2 separate regions of the Homo sapiens genome follow, and region 2 is linked to region 1. The links are chromatin loops, found by intact Hi-C in ENCODE. Cell type or tissue: heart left ventricle. All regions are shown on one strand. Region 1 overlaps GPR156 (G protein-coupled receptor 156). Region 2 overlaps GSK3B (glycogen synthase kinase 3 beta).

Region 1 (8,000 bases):
CTAATATGCTGATAGCAGAGATTATATCTCCTTTGCCTTCCTATCACTGGTTCTTAATACCTTGGCAAGTTAGTATTTAGGAATTGTTGAATTAATGTTTGGCACATGAAGATCATTAAAGCAATAACTCATAAAGCATGGGGAAAACAAGGTCATTTGCTAAAGGGGAATTTGGGGGCACGATATTTAGCAAGTCTTCTTTCACACTTATAGCTAAATATTTTGTTTATTTGATTATTTGATTGATTTGGGTGTAAATTCTATTGCACCTCTGGTAAACCAAGTCAGCCTGCCCTTCCTGGTTAAGAAAGAGAGACAGAAATGCAAAGTGTAACCAGCTTATTAATAAGCCGAGGATAGAGAAAAGAAATTTGTCTCTGGGCTGGGAGCAGTGGCTCATGCCTGTAATCCTAGCACTTTGTGAGGCCGAGGCAGGCGGGTCACTTGAGCCCAGGAGTTTGAGATCAGCCTGTTCAACATGGTGAAACCCCATCTCTACTAAAATTACAAATATTAGGCAAGGATGGTGGCATGTGCCTGTAATCCCAGCTACTTGGGGTGGCTGAGACACGAGAATCGCTTGAACCCGGGAGGTGGAGGTTGCAGTGAGCTGAGATCGCCTCACTGCACTCCAGCCTGGCTGCACTCTAGCCTGGGCAACAGAGTGAGACTTTGTCTAAAAAAAAACAAAAAACAACTGTCTCTGGCATAACTTGAGAAGGGAGAAGCTAGAAGAGACCTTTGGTTTCATCAGGTCCAAGCACTGCTAACCATTCAGCTATTCTGTGGGCAGAATGTCTTTGTTCTTCCAGGTGCAACTTCAGCAGCTGTGGGCCTGAACTGACAGTGCGGGGTAAGGATATCACTCTCTCCATGTGAAACAAAGCAGGACTACAGGAAAGCAGGCTGATTTGGAAAGGCCAGGCCCACCCAGGACAAGAGGCAGTGCTGAGTGTTTGGCTCATGACAAAACATAATTTACAAATTTACTGGCTTCAAGGATGTAAAAAGTTATAATTTACTGGCTTCAAGGGTGTAAAAAGGCCTGCTTCCTAGCCTAGCTGCAAGCAGCAACTCAGTCCATGATCAGCAGATTTTCTGAAGCCTGGGGGTGGGATGCATGTTGTTAACCTCTGATGCAGATGTCTGCTGAGAGTCTGTAATCTGTGTGGTCATGAAGATGAGATTTCATCCATCAATTGCTTGACAAGGGCTATCATCGTATCTCTGGGCCTGCGTGGCTCTCAACACACGACGTAAGAAACATATTGGACAAAAGCATTTCCTGGGAGAATTCTCCAGCAAGAATTCAGCCATTGGCAAAGAATCTTTCAAGTGGCCCTATCTCACTGGAGACAAGTAAACATATACGCAGTGCATATGTGAATATACACTCCTTCAAGGTGCTGCACTTTCCTAGAAACAAAAAGAATGAGAGGAAAAAGCTTTACAGGCATCCTGTTAGGATGCTTTCTCTCGTTTATTTTTAGGCTCTTTTCAGCTCTGTGCTAAGAGGGGAGGCAAAGGAAGGGCTTACCCAGAATGCAAAGCTTTTTAGTGAGGGTTTGGGGTGTGCAAATTTGTTAAAGTGGTGAAAACCCAGTGTCTATGGAAGTTCACAGCATCCACAGCACTCAGAGCCCCCCAAATATCTCTGGCCCTTGTGTTCACTAATTCCAAGGAATTCTCAGCCATTCCAGGGGACTGTGGGGATCCCCCTGAAACCACTACAATTACCCAGAATGTGCCCCTCCTAACACATAGGCATTGAACCAGTTCCTAACTCTCCCCCAACTCTCACAGATCTCTAGTACTTTAAGAGCCATATGGCACACATGCTTAGCCCTCAGCCTTCTGCCTAATAGGGGAGTGCTTTGCCAGGGAAAAATAAGATTAGGGAAGAGGACAAAGAAAGAAGAAGAGAAGGAGTTTCCATATCCATTAATGAATTCATTCAACAGATGGTTATGGAACACTTACCATTTTCCAAAGACCGTACTATGGTGTGGGTTATAGAATAAGAAACAGCCTGGCTTTTGAGGAGTAGAAACTGTCCGGTGGAACTAACATTAAAAGGTGGTAATATAACATGACAATTGTACTGATGCACATAGACCCTGGGGTGTTTTAGGGACATAGAGGATGGCACCAAACCTAGACTGAGGGCATCATCCAGACAGATACATGCTCTTGTTTCTGTGAGTCCTGTGAGGTGAGTCACTCACAAAGAAAATGTAAAGAAATAACTCAGAATAAATAAAAAGATAGATGGCACAGTAAGCTTGGCAGATTGATGTTGGAGAACGTCAGTTTTGGTGGCAACAATCTGCAAGGTTGTCTAATTTTCTCCTGCACCACTCGGCTGCCCGGATGCAAAAGCAGACAATGGATTGTGGCTCTGATCTGAGTTTTATTGGGCAGATGCTGCAGAAGGGCTTGTTTGAAAAGGGAATAGGATGTTATTGAGAGAACAGTTCAGATGACCAACCAGGGATCTGAAATTAGGTAGAGACAGTAAGAGAGACTGATAAACTATGAGGAAGCAAAAGAACCAAGTGACTGGAGGTCTATAGGCTGTCAATGTACAAATGTGGCAGGAGTAAGCACATGAGAGGGCTGGAGGATAGGATGCTCACTCATTTATTCCTCAGATGTTTATTGAGTGCCTTCAGTGTCCAGGTAGTGTTCTAGTTCTGAGAGTACATCATGCACAATGCTATTGGGAGGAGAAAACAATAAATAAAATCATAATAATAAACAAGTAAATTATGTAATATGTTAAAAGGTAATAAGTACTATGGTTGGATGGGGGCAGGGGAAGAGAATAGAGCAGAATAAGAATTCAGAATTCCGAGGATAGGGTATAATTTTAAATAGGGTTGTCATCATAGCTCTGGTTGAGAAGGTAACATATGAACACACAATCAGGAGAGAAAGAGGATGAGCTATGCAGATACATGTATTGAAATATTCCAGGCAGAGAGAACAGCCACTTCAAAGCCTCGCAGTGTGTGAGTGCCTGGTGTTTTCAAGGAAAAGCAAGGAGGCTGTGTGGCTGGAGTGGAGTGGGCCTGGAGAAGATGTAAGAAATGAGGTCAAGAAACAACAGGGATCGAGTGTGTAGGCTTTGTAGACTCTGGTAAAGACTGGCTTTCCCTCTGGGAAATAGAGAGTCATTGTGGGGTTTTGAGCACAGAAGTGATGTGATCTTATGTCTCTTTAATGGATTACTCTAGCTGCTATGTTGAAAATAGACTTGAGGGAAGTGCCAGGGTAGAAGCAGGGAGACCAGTTAGGAGGCTATTGCAATAATCCAAATAAGAAATGCAAAGTAAGACTTTGATCAGGTGGTGGCAGCAGAGGTGGTGAGAAGGAGTTAGATTCTGGATGTATTTCGAGGATAGAGCCAACAAGATTTATGACAGATTGGATGTGGGTAGTGAGCAAGAGTCAGGATGACTCCAAGGTTTTTGGTCCAGGCAAATTGAAAGGTGGAGTTGCCATTATCTGAAATGGGGAAGAAGGTGAGCAATTGAGAGGGAGACTTGGAGTTAAATTTTGAACAGATTGTAGTCAAATTGGTGTTGGGATATTGGTGTTTACAATTCCTGAAGGGGAACCATTCTGAGTGACCCTAAGACCCAGAGTGTAACCTGGGGATGGGTGTCTGAAGAGGAATAAAGTGAAATCATTATGATTGAATAATTTAGAACTCTGGAGGCTGAAAAGCTAATGAAATCTCCTAGGATGTTCTACGAGGATGGTGGCCCAGGCACGAGAGTAGGGAACGGGGTCAGGCCTTATGATGGATACTTTAAATACAAATAGTTAGAGGTCACACTAATATTAGCTTGAGGTGTGCAGAATTTTAATTGGGTGCAGATTAGTGTATACATTAGAAATAAGCAAGATATTAAAAGATCAAATTTGCTGAAACACATCAGATAACATTATGATAAAGGTATTTGGAGTTTTATTTGAGTTAGATTTACAATCCCATTGTAGCATGGATCAAAAACAGTAAGTTGATAAAGAAATCAGATAAATTTTCACAATTTAAATTTTAATTGTTTTATTAAAAAGCATTTTGGAAAGACATTCATATTTGGTTTTGGATAGGTTAAAGCTCAGTGATACCATTTACATCAATTTTTATAGCATTTTAGAGAGCATGGTCTTGTGACATCTTAGGATAAGTTTTCTGTTAGTCACAGCATGCCAACAAGTACCTTGTGCTCCATTCTCTGGCCATGTTTTCAGACTCAGTAACTTCAAATAAAATAAACTGCCAAGTTGAGAAATTAACATTTGATAAAGTTTTTGCAACATCATACCATTGAGCTGGTGGATGTGGCTTAAGCATCTGAATTCATTAGAGACTATTGAAATGATAATGCAGAATTATACAGGTTTTGCAGATGTAGTTCAATATTTATCTATATGTATTGAAACCTCACTTGAGGATAGAAAAATCAAGCAAGTTCTTGTCTTACATTTCCACTCAATAAATGAAGAGGAAGAGATAATGAGAAAGCTATATAATCCTTTAAAAAAAAAATTCACCTTGTTTCTGACTGACAGTAACCCAATTCAGGCTTTTTACTCTTCATAAATGGAAGACAAGTAACCTAGATAGTACTGGCTATCTATAATTAAATATACAATATTGAAATCTATTTGCTTTGTGGAAATTATGTGTTTGTGGCTGATTAAAATATTCAGCTATGTAGGCTTCATCTTTTAGCTCAATAGAAAAATATAAATGACATTGGTGACTGAATTCCTACCAACGTGGCAAAGACATTCCCCAGACATACATAATTCACCTGCTGAATTGGAGATGATTCACCTTTCAGTGACTTCACAGGTGTTAACTTGGCCAAACAAAAAAGGGAAATCATCTTGTATTCATCTTTTGTTCCCTGAGGCAAGTTTTCAGTAAGATTGCTCGGGAAAAATATCACAATATACATATATAAGTCCATAGTATGTCTATTTGAATAATGAATTAGCACCACTGTCTGAGAGGTGAAAACTATTCAATGTATATTTTCTGGAAAATAACTAAATTGAGTTCCTCTTAACTAAATCAGAAAGAGAAGGAATCCTCAATCAGGATTTCATGTAGTACTGTATCACTCAAAGGAAAACTGATTGTATAGTGGTACTCAAATAAAGTGGGTCCAAAGAAAAATTATGAGAGAAACGTACCGATCAGTGATCTGGACCAAACAGACATGTGGCTGTGAAATCCAGGCAGTTGCTTGGTGACGAGGTCACCATCAGATAGTCATGGCTTATGTGCAGGAATGTGAGAATGGCCATGGGGAGGAATGGCCTGGGTTATGGGTCTTGCAGGAGTCCCACTGCTTGTGCCATTGCTCAAACTTCTGACTGCCCTGTGCAGCCGGTGCCAGGTCAGCAGTACTCTCTGCTCTGAATCAGTGTCAGCACTGGTCTCTCTAATGTAGTACCTTTCTTCAAAAAATGCTTTGTGAAGCTGCTGGTTAGCACTGTTCTTACTTCTGTAGTTAATATTCACCACATATTCCCCTTCTTTTGTGGAGAGATAAAGAAATTAAGGAAAATCACTCTCCATAAGTCCACAATCTGAAGACATGGAGGCTGAGGAGGCAGACCTGAATGAATAAGTGGATCATATGATAGGGCTAGATCTTAAATTTGGATACAGGAGACTTAAGGTAAACCACAGAAGCTTGTTGTTTATACATGTAGCTCTTTTGCTAAATATAAATGTGGCATGTGAAGATTAATAAATCTGAATGTAATGTACAGAATGTACTAGAACAGGAAAAAATTGGTGTTTACTGAGAGCTGAAGGTTACATCAAAAATCTAAAAAGTAATATTTTTGCATCATCTTAAAGTTTGCAAACAGTTTTGGCACATACATCATCTCATCTTTGCAATAACCTGTGGGGTAGATACAAAAGATGATGTTATTTTCATTTTCCAGATGAGGAAATAGGAGCCTGTTTCCTGGTCAGACAGGCTTAGTCAGCTGTGAGTGGCAGAGCTGGTGTTCCCACCTGTTACCCTCAACCCCAGTTCCATTGCTCCTAACATGATTGTATCCTGGATAAACATGGTATCAAGAATGGAGAGGCCAAGCGCGGTGGCTCACACCGGTTATCCCAACACTGTGGGAGGCCGAGGTGGGCGGATCACCTGAGGTCAGGAGTTCGAGACCAGCCTGGCCAACATGGTGAAACCCCATCTCTACTAAAAATGCAAAAATTAGATGGGTGTGGTGGTGCGTGCCTGTAAACCCAGCTACTGGGGAGACTGAGGCATGAGAATCACTTGAACCTAGGAGGTGGAGGTTGCAGTGAGCCGAGATTGCCCCACTGCACTCCATCCTGCACAATAGAACAAGACACTGTCTCAAAAAAAAAAAAAAAATGGAGAGTGAAATTTGGGAGGCTGAGGCAGGCAGATCACTTGAGGTCAGGAGTTTGAGACCAGCCTGGCCATCATGGCAAAAGCCTCTCTCTACTAAAAATACAAAAATCAGCCTGGCGTGGTGGTGGGCACCTGTAATCCCAGCTGCTCGGGGCTGAAGCAGAAGAATTGCTTGAACCTAGGAGGCAGAGGTTGCAGTGAGCCAAGATCATACCACTACACTCCAACCTGAGCAACAGAGAGAGACTCTGTCTCAAAAAAAAAAAAGGATGGAGAGTGAGAGAAAACTCAGAGACTTTGAAATAAGAAGTGAAAGAGGCCGGGCACAGTGGCTCACACCTGTAATCCCAGCACCTTGGGAGACCGAGGCAGGCAGATCATTTGAGGTCAGGAGTGCGAGACCAGCCTGGCCAACATGGTGAAACCTGTCTCTACTAAAAACACAAAAATTAGCTGGGCATGGTGGCGGGCACCTGTAATCCCAGCTACTCGGGAGGCTGAGGCAGGAGAATCACTTGAACCAGGGAGGCAGAGGTTGTGGTGAGCCAAGATCATGCCATTGCACTTCAGCCTGGGTGACAGAGCAAGACTCTGTCTCAAAAAAATTAAAAAAAGAAGAAGAAATGAAAGAAACTTGGCAATTGATTGGGTGTTTCTGATAAAGAAACAGAAGAAGGAAAAGGTGATTCCTAGGTTTCTAAAACCTGGAAGAGGTGGACAGTGAGATTATAATATAAGCAGCTGATGTTGGCAACATGCCTACTATGTGCCAGGCCATGTGCCAAGCATTTTGCCATATTGCCTTATTAAATCCTTACAACTCTTTGAAGGTAGATCGCATAATTATTATTCTCATTTTAGAAAAGGGTGTGCATGAAAGTTGCTCTCACTTTTAGAAAAAGAAAAAAATCTTCCCTCCAAAACAAGGCTAAGCTCAACTGGATTCACTGGCCTATGCTGACAGTACCTGGGGCCTGGGACAGTGGTTTGGTGTTCTTGTGTGTATGGATGTATTACAATGTCAGACACAAAGTAACTAAGCCGTGCTCCTGGCGGTTATGATGCTTGCAAATCCAGCACTGCCAAACTGTTTAGTGCCTCCTAGGTGCTTTGCCTGTGGTTAGAACAAGCTTCACTAAGTGGATAGTTTTGCCTTGGCCCTGCCTTTAAGGCAGTCTGCCATGTCATCAAGAGACATAGGTAAGAATGCTCTCCTCCTTAGTTATGATTTAAAAATAAAAGTATAACAAAGTATAATTATCAAATGACTATTAGTAGAAATGTTGCATTTATATACACTATTTAGATTACAATTCTTAAATACAATGTCTTTCCTTCTTGTTACTTGTAATTAATTAGTATCAGTCACTGTCCAGTGTGAGCCTGGCATTGCCCTTAGGTTAACCAGTTCACATCCTGAACTTCTGTTGGTGCCCAGGGTATTTGTCTGAAACCCTGATTATTTACATCTCCCTCTAACTTTCAAATTTGTCTCCAATCTCATCTAAAACTATTAATACTTGAGAAAAGGCCTTTCCCCAATTTCCTGCTTCTAATCCCTTTATCCTCTTTCTTTCT
Region 2 (8,000 bases), 160 kb after region 1:
AACTGCAAGCAAAGTAAGAATTGAGGCCACGATTTCTTTTCATTTATTGAACCACCTTTTTAGCCATCTTGAAAAAGAGTTGTTGATTCTAGTTAATTCATTGGATAAAGCTGTAATCCCTTGCAAGACCTTCACTATGCTCTCATTGGGGGCAGTATTGTTTGGGATGAAGGTACAATATTGAGTTTTCATTATAATACAAACTCCACCTTTTTCAGCTAATATCATGTCTAGGGCCATTCTGTTTTTCCAAGCCATTCTTGCTAGTAGGACCTAATTGGTCAGCTATTCCTTTGACAGCATCTCTGGTGTAATTAATAAATCGCTGCTGATTATAATAGATGTAATCTATCCAATCTACATTTTTGTTGATACTTACCCATGGAGGCAATGATTCAAATCCTGCAGCTATTTGGTCTTGGGCTTTGAATTTATCAGGTACTCCCTGTGAGATTCCAATTGCGTCTAAATAAACTTAAGAGTCAAAAGACCCATAAGGGGCTTCTCTTACTTTTCAGTGTTGTGATTTTTTTTTTTTCTCTGCTTGATGAAATGCCAGGGTGAAAGGGATAGCCAACTGGACAAGAGAGCAAGTGCTGCTCCAGTTACTTGGTGGAGTGCCCAGTAAGGGTCCACCACAATACCATCATATACCTGCTCAAGGATGGCTAAGGGCAGACTGATGGGTAAGCTCTTGGAAGGGCCTAAGCTCACTGTGTTCCATTAAGCTTCCCAGGAACGCCAAGTTTTTCCCATTCCGTGAGAGACACAAGGTGAAATTGACATTGAGAGATGGAAGCTGGATGGCCCTTGGGGGCTGACCCACAGGGTGTTGGACTTTGGGATAGAGCAGGGAGAGAGCTTGGCATGATTTATTACTCCTAGCTGTAGAATCCTGGAAGAGAGTTACCATGCAGCCCATGCCCGGTTGACTGGAGCACCATTCGAGTGGAAAGGGGACAATCTGGGCCTCTGGCCGGCCATGCACACAAGCATAACAATTGCTTTTGTTTAATGTGCGGACAGAATTTTTGATGCATTTCAACCAGACATTTGTATCTTGATATCCTATTTTAATTGCTAGAGTTTGCCTTAGATCATCTGCTTCTACAATGTTTACTTCAGCATTGTTGTAGGGCAGGGTAGAAGGTTTAGATGGAGAAGGAGGAGGGAGGTTAATAAAACGCATTTTAAAGAAGCATATAGGGTTGTATCCATTGGTCTTTACTCTTAAGCCGTAAAAGTGCTCTGAAGGGGGTGTAGGGTTGGTGGAGGTAGGAGTATTAATGGAAATAGTTACTGGGTTACAATGGTGAGATGGACAATTAGAGGGGGTGGTTCCTTTGGTAAAAGTGGAGGTAAGATTTTAGGTTGGTACAGCCATCTGGGGAGGTCCAGCCCGGATCTCTGGTAGTCCAGATGATATCTGCCCATTGGGAACATATCTCTCAATTTGGGGTGTCTTGGTACCCCTGCCATGAGCAAGATGCAGGGTCAGTGGCTTTTCTGGAGGGGCAGAGGTATTTTTCTAAAGTAGAGATTTGTCTTTGTCATTGTTCGTCCTCACAAGGTGTAACAAGACAAGCATCAAAGGTAATGATTTGGGGTGAATCTGACCTAGTTACATTGATAACAAGGTGGTCATCAATAGAATGAGAAAAGAAGAAAGTAATAGAATAGATGGAAAGATGAAAGAGAGTTAAACTTTTTGTAGCTTTAGTTTGAGAGGTTTTTTTCTTTGGATAATGGCCCATGACTCTGGAGGTGGTGGTGTTTTCTTGACTCGGGTGTGATGGGTCCATCCTTTTTTTGCTGTCTGGACTGCGGTTTTAGTGGTTAGAAGCCGCAGGTAAGGTCCTTCCCAGGCCAGCTCAAGTTTTTCCTCCTTGATGAGGACGTGATCCCCAGGCTGTTATTAATGGACTGAGAGCTCCAGGGTTAGCGCCTGTGCTAAGAGACCTTTGGTTTTAAGAAAAAGAGAAAGTAAAGGAGAGACCAAGTATATAATTCTTGAGGAATTGGTCTTTTGTTTTAAATGTAGGAATGTCAGCAGTGGAGTGTAAATAAGGCAGTCTGTAGAGCCATCTCATAAAGGGAAAGGCCTGTATCTTTTTGAGGAGCAGTTTGGATTTTCATCAGGGCAATTGGAAGACATTTGGTCCATGGCAACTGAGTCTTTATAACTAATTTGGTTAGATGGTTCTTTAAGCTCTGATTTGTCTTTTTAACCTTCCTTAATGACGGTGGGTGCCAAGGAGTATGATATTTTCATTTAATGTTTAGGGCTTGGGATAGCTTTTTAATGATATGAGCTGTGAAATGGGTTCCATTGTCTGAGTCAATATTTTTTATTAGCCTGAACTTGAGCACTATATTTTTAATTAATGCCTTAACTATATTATTGGCTGTTGCATTTGACCCAGTGAGTGAGGTGATCTATTGTCATTAATAAGTATTTTAGACAACCCGTTAGAGGCATCTCTGATTAATTTGGGTACTTTGGAATGGTCTTAAGCCTGGACTCCTTTCCCCAAGGGATAATCTCTTTTATAGTTTGTTTATCAGTTTTCATATATTTACATATAAAGCAACTATCTATAACCCGTTTTGGCTAGGGTATAAGTTCCATGAAGACTGCATCACACATGGCCTGGGGTCCTTAATGAGTCCTTTGATGCAGGTTGGACAAGACTTGGTCTGTCAATATCTATTTTTATTCTGAGCTCTCTTTAGTGCCTGTTCTTACTAGCTTTTCTTTCTCAGTGGAAGAGAAAACAGAGATCACAGTAGGAGGAGGAAGGTAAGGAGTTAAGTGGAGAACAGGCATTTCAGAAGAAATGGCAGCCTGTTTGGCTTATCTGATCTGTTAGGTTATTTTCCTGACTCTTAAAAGACAGGCTTTTTTGGTGTCTGGGGACATAGACAATAGCGATTTTCTCTGGCAACTGAAGGTTATTCAGTGCTCGGGTGATTAATTCCTTGTGAACAAGGTTTTGACCTTACTGTTAATAAGACCTCGTTCAGCCTAAAATCTTTCCAAATGTATGAGCCACCCCAAAGGTGTACTTAGAATTGGTATAGATGGTTCCTCCTGGTTCTGCAAGTACTTTAAGGCTTGGCTGAGTGCAAACAATTCACAAGTTTGGGCAGACCAATTATTGGGCTATTTTCTTGACTCTATTTCTTTAAGAGCGTCTCCATCAATTACTGAATACCCATTGTGTCTTTTTCCTTCAATCACTTGGGAGGAGCCATCTATAAAGAACTGTCGCCCAGTCCTGAAGTGAGTTTCTCCTAACTTTGGCCGGACCTTTGTATGGTAATCAATTAAATCTAAACATGTGTGCTTTCTTTTTAGATTTAGAACTCTTGTTAAGAAACCTCCTGGGTTAAGCAAATTATCAGTGGTTAAATCATCCTCTTGTTTTAACAGAGTAGCCTCATACTCATACACATGTAATACTTTTCCAGTGGTATATTTTAATATAAGTGACTCTAAAGAATCAAAGTTCTTTTCTGGTCTGGGGTAGCCAACAATGATCACATTGAGGATTTCCTTATAGAAGTCTTTTTTGAAGGTATGCATGATATGTGTTTCCATGGGCTTCTTTGTATTCTTGTAGTATGGGTTCCATCCTGTGCTCACCACCATCTTATGGACATCTCTACTTCCAGCACTGGCCCAACTACAATAAATGCCGGTGGATATATCAGCTGGAAGGTTATCTACCACTTACTCAGGAAAATTAGCTGCAGGGATGCCCAGCTGCTTGGAGCCGCAGCCAAATCCCTGCACCACTTGGCCCCAGCAGAAGTAAGGCAGATGTCCCATAATGTAGCCTGTTCGGGGTTTGGCCCGTGGCCTGGTCTGCATGTTTTGCAGAGCCACCCTTTACATGGTGCCTGAACCCTGGACCAGCAAGGGGGCAGGAGCGTGGGCTCTGCCTACTGTGGAGGCACACCAGGGCCCGGACGATGCCAGTGACACAGTGTGGCAGATCCTTGATGCTGCCCACCCTACAAAAGCTGCCTGGCGACTTAGGTGCATGGAGTCCCTTTAAGGAGGGATACTTAGGCTGGGAGGGAATAGGTTCATAGGGTGTTGATTCCCAAGAGTGAGAATTGTAAGGAGGAGGAGTAACATGAGTAGGGGAAGGATATGAAGCAGGATCTAGGATGGCAACAGCTGCCTGAGAGGAAAGGGTTGGGGTCACTGAGCAGGGGAAGACAGTGTAGGGGATCCCATGTGATGGTCTTTAGGCATGGGAACTGGCTTTTCTAACCTTTTATTATCTTTCCAATATTTTAACATGAGACCTAGGGGGCTAGGTCTTTTAACAAGAGATTGGGGGGACTATCTTTGTTGCTGTTTTTATCCTTTTTACTTCTTGTCTTGCTTGGCGTATTTCCCATGTTGGGTCCTAGTTAGGCTGAATCCCTTGTACTAAAGACTTCTTGCCTATTCTTCTCTGGGGGCTTGTTAAGGCTCAATCCTTTGTATCAGTGATTTCTTGCCTATTCTTCCTTGGGGAGCTTGTTAAGGCTCAATACCTTGTGTTAGAGATTTCTTGCCTATCCTTTAGCCCCACCTACTGGAGGTTTCTTGCACCCTTTTTTCGCTGCATCTGCTCTGGCCACTTCCCTCGCGGGAATATTTCAGGTCCCTCTTAGCATTGATGGCGGGTCAGTATAAACTCCTGACAGGATCCCCAAAGGGCCGCCCTAAGCTGTATGAGGTGACCACGGAACTGCCGATAGGACCCACTCACTCTGCACAGCAGTAGTGCTTAGTACCATTCACACAAGCAGCACTGCAAGCAGTAGTGCTTGTGATCATTTACACACTTTTAACCTCCAGAATCCCAACCACCAAGGAAATACTTTGTCGCCCCTGCGACCTTCTGACTTTGGTCTGTGCACAGAGTTACCTAGTCGCTGTGGTATGTGAGCCTCCTTTCCCCGAGCTGCCGGCCTGTTTCTTTCCCATGTTGCTGAGAGTCTGGGTTTATTTGTCACACTGGGTGGGCCTCAATTCCTTTATCCCTGAGGCTGCTGCAACGAGGCAGTGGGGCGCACCTCTTCACGGGAGAGGACCAAGACCCTTTCCCAGAGGAGAATGGGAATCCCGGATGAGCCCGCAGATTTGTTGGAGATAAATGCTCAGTGCCAAAAGTTTTCTCAGCAAGGCAATTTACTTCTGCAGAAGGGTGTATCTTGCAGATGGAGCAATGGCAAAAGCACAGGGAGCACAGGAGAGAAGGGGTTTTTATCTCTAATGCATAGTCCCTACCTCTGTGTCACTCCCGCATGGGCTGGGTTCGGACTACACAATCTAAGCAGACCCGATTGGCTACTTGTGAATATTTTTTCCAAATAAGAAAAGGGGAAGGTGAGTTACAGTGATGGGATGTGTGGTTTCGAAGGGTGATGTGTGGTTTCTAATGGGTGGAATGGGTGCAGAGTGTTTAACCAAGGGAACAGTTGTAAGCTATTGATAAGAGCTGACAGGAAGATTGGTTTTTTTTTTACAGTAACTAGAGGCAAGGAGGCATGGAAAACAAGAAAGTTGAGTTTGAGAACAAAAAACGAGGAAGTTAACAACCTGAACCTTTGAAGAGAAATTCAGAAAAATTCATTGTATCTTACAGACATAAGTTTTCAACTCACTTGTGTAAATATCTATGAGTGTGATTGCTGGGATTGTGTGGTAAGACTACATTTAGCTTTGCAGGAAACTGCTGATGTGTCTTCCAGAATGGCTGTACTATTTTACATTTCTGCAAACAGTGAGTGAGAGTTCCTGTTGCCTCACATTTTCATCAGCTTTTGGTGTTGTCAGTGTTTGGGATTTTAGCCATTCTGTTCCAGTGGATGTATAATGGTATGGCATTGTTTTAATTTACAATTCCCTAATGACATATGATGTTGAGCATCTTTTCATATGCTTATTTGCTACCTGTATATCTTCTTTTGTGAGGTATCAGTTCAGATTTTTTGTACACTTTTTAATTCATTTGTTTTATTATTGAGTTTTAAGAGTTCTTTGTATATTTTGGATACTAGCCCTTTATCAGATATGTGTATTGCAAATATTTTCTCCCAGTCTATGTCTTGTCTTTTCATCCTGTTTCATAGTGTCTTTCTTTCAAAGAGCAGAAGTTTTTAATTTTAACGAAGCCCACTTTTCCATTTTTTTTTTTTTTATGGACTGTGCTTTTGGTGTTGTATGTAAAAAGTCCTCGTCAAACCAAAGGTTACTTGGATTTTTCCTGTTATCTTTTAGAAGTTTTATAGCTTTGCATTTTACTTTAGGTCTATGATGCAGTTTGAGCTAATTTTTTAATTTTTGTGAATTTTTGTGCATTTTGAGTTAATTTTTGTGTAAGTTGATGTGTGTTTATTTGCATGTAGATGGTCGCTTATTCTAGTACCATTTTTCAGAAAAAGACTGCCATCCCTTTTTGATGTCCTCTTTCAATGATGCACATGTTTTTTTGAGACAGAGTCTCACTCTTGCCTTGGCTGGAGTGCAGTGGCTTGATCACAGCTGACTGTAGCCTCAACCTCCCAGGCTCAATCAGTGCTGCCATCTCAGCCTCCCGCGTAGTTGGTATCATAGGTGTGGACCAGGGTTTCACCATGTTGCCCAGGTTGGTCTTGAACGCTTGGGTTCAAGGAGCACACCCACCTTGGCCTCCCAAAGCACTGGGATTACAGGCATGAACCACCATGCCTGGCCTCAGTGGCACAGTTTTGAGGGTGAATTATGATAACTAAAATTGAAGAAGAAACCTGAGATTGTTGTAATTAATAATTTGACTTCATATTATGCCTTTAAAAATAGCTTAGGAGGAAGTAACATGTTGAGTAAGCGCCTGGGCTCTGGGATAAATTCCGAATTTGCTATTTACTTGCTGTGACATTGGACAAGTTACTGAACTGTGCCTCAGTTTCCTTGTATGTAAATGTATTTTTAGGTTAAATGAACAATATTTAATATAAATTGTTTAGTACAGTATCTTGCATATGTTATAGCTATGGAAGATTATTAGTAATAAAGACTTCTTTAGATGTTTTATATATTTTTTATTCATCAGTTCCTCTTATTTTATTCTCTATAGTGTATTACAGGAAAATATAATAGTGTTAACCTATGGACTGTTTGTGTAGTTATTGATGTCATCTGGCAGAAGCAGATTTACATAAGGGAGTTTAATGACTGACCTAGAATAACCATCATAAAGAGCATAAAATGTAAAAAATGGAGTTCTAAATGCATGCTTATATGCTCAGTATTTTCTGAAACCACTAAATACCATTAAATACCTCAAGACTAAAGGTTTGATGTGTAAGATGGTAAAAAAAAAAAGAGCTGTAGTGCTTTATTTTTATTTTTTATTTACTTCTTTTTTTGAAATAGGGTCTCTCCCTGTCACCCAGTCTGGAGTTCACTTTATAAAACATATTTCCTTCCTTTGCATATGACGTATTACACACTACCGGCTTGCTTAATATATTTAGGATTGTTTCTTATTTTAGATTTTGAGTTATCTCTCCAATAAGAATACAAGTTCTTCGGGATAATGTGTCTTCAGTTTTTCAGTCTGTCACCATTTCTGGATGGAGAAGCTCATGTTTCTTAATTGCTTAAGAAGTTAAGCAATTTGGATAATTGGATAAGCTATTACTTTTAAATTATTGCTTTATTTTATCTTGCCATTTGATTCTTCCTTCTAGAGTGGATAGAGGGACCATTTACAATATAATAGCGAAATGCATATCTGTTTTTAAAGTTAGAACTGGAAGGCCAGTAAGATAAACAAGGGTCCTTTAGGGCAATACCTTGAGTAAAATAGCAAAGCAATTTTTTTGTTTGTTTCAAGTAATTGCTAGTGAATAAGGAGTATTTCTATACTTCTGTATATTCAGCATTTTTCTTTGTGTTAGGAAACAAGATGATAATTGTTTAATGCAGTGATAGGAACTGCTGTTCTGCTGAG

What was found. A loop is a pair of places that touch in the nucleus more often than their neighbours do. Peaks named below come from ENCODE experiments on the same cell type or tissue, not always from the same donor. Only the 100,000 strongest peaks of a DNase experiment are listed, where the experiment ranks them.
Region 2: a loop joins it to region 1, with 2.2 times the contacts of the local background. A loop is called at or near these places in 2 of 110 quality-filtered maps.

The regions. Positions count from the first base shown.
Region 1 is chr3:120,193,872-120,201,871 of GRCh38, reverse strand. The region is part of intron 3 of GPR156 (G protein-coupled receptor 156); the gene reads left to right. Among named protein-coding and RNA genes, the nearest start is that of GPR156, 87 kb to the left of the region's middle. In heart left ventricle, a CTCF peak has its summit at 3,340; no DNase peak of the experiment used is centred here.
Region 2 is chr3:120,037,022-120,045,021 of GRCh38, reverse strand. All of the region lies in intron 1 of GSK3B (glycogen synthase kinase 3 beta), which reads left to right. It also overlaps the pseudogene RFKP3. Among named protein-coding and RNA genes, the nearest start is that of MIR6529, 44 kb to the left of the region's middle. In heart left ventricle, no CTCF peak of the experiment used is centred here; a DNase peak (open chromatin) is centred at 3,931.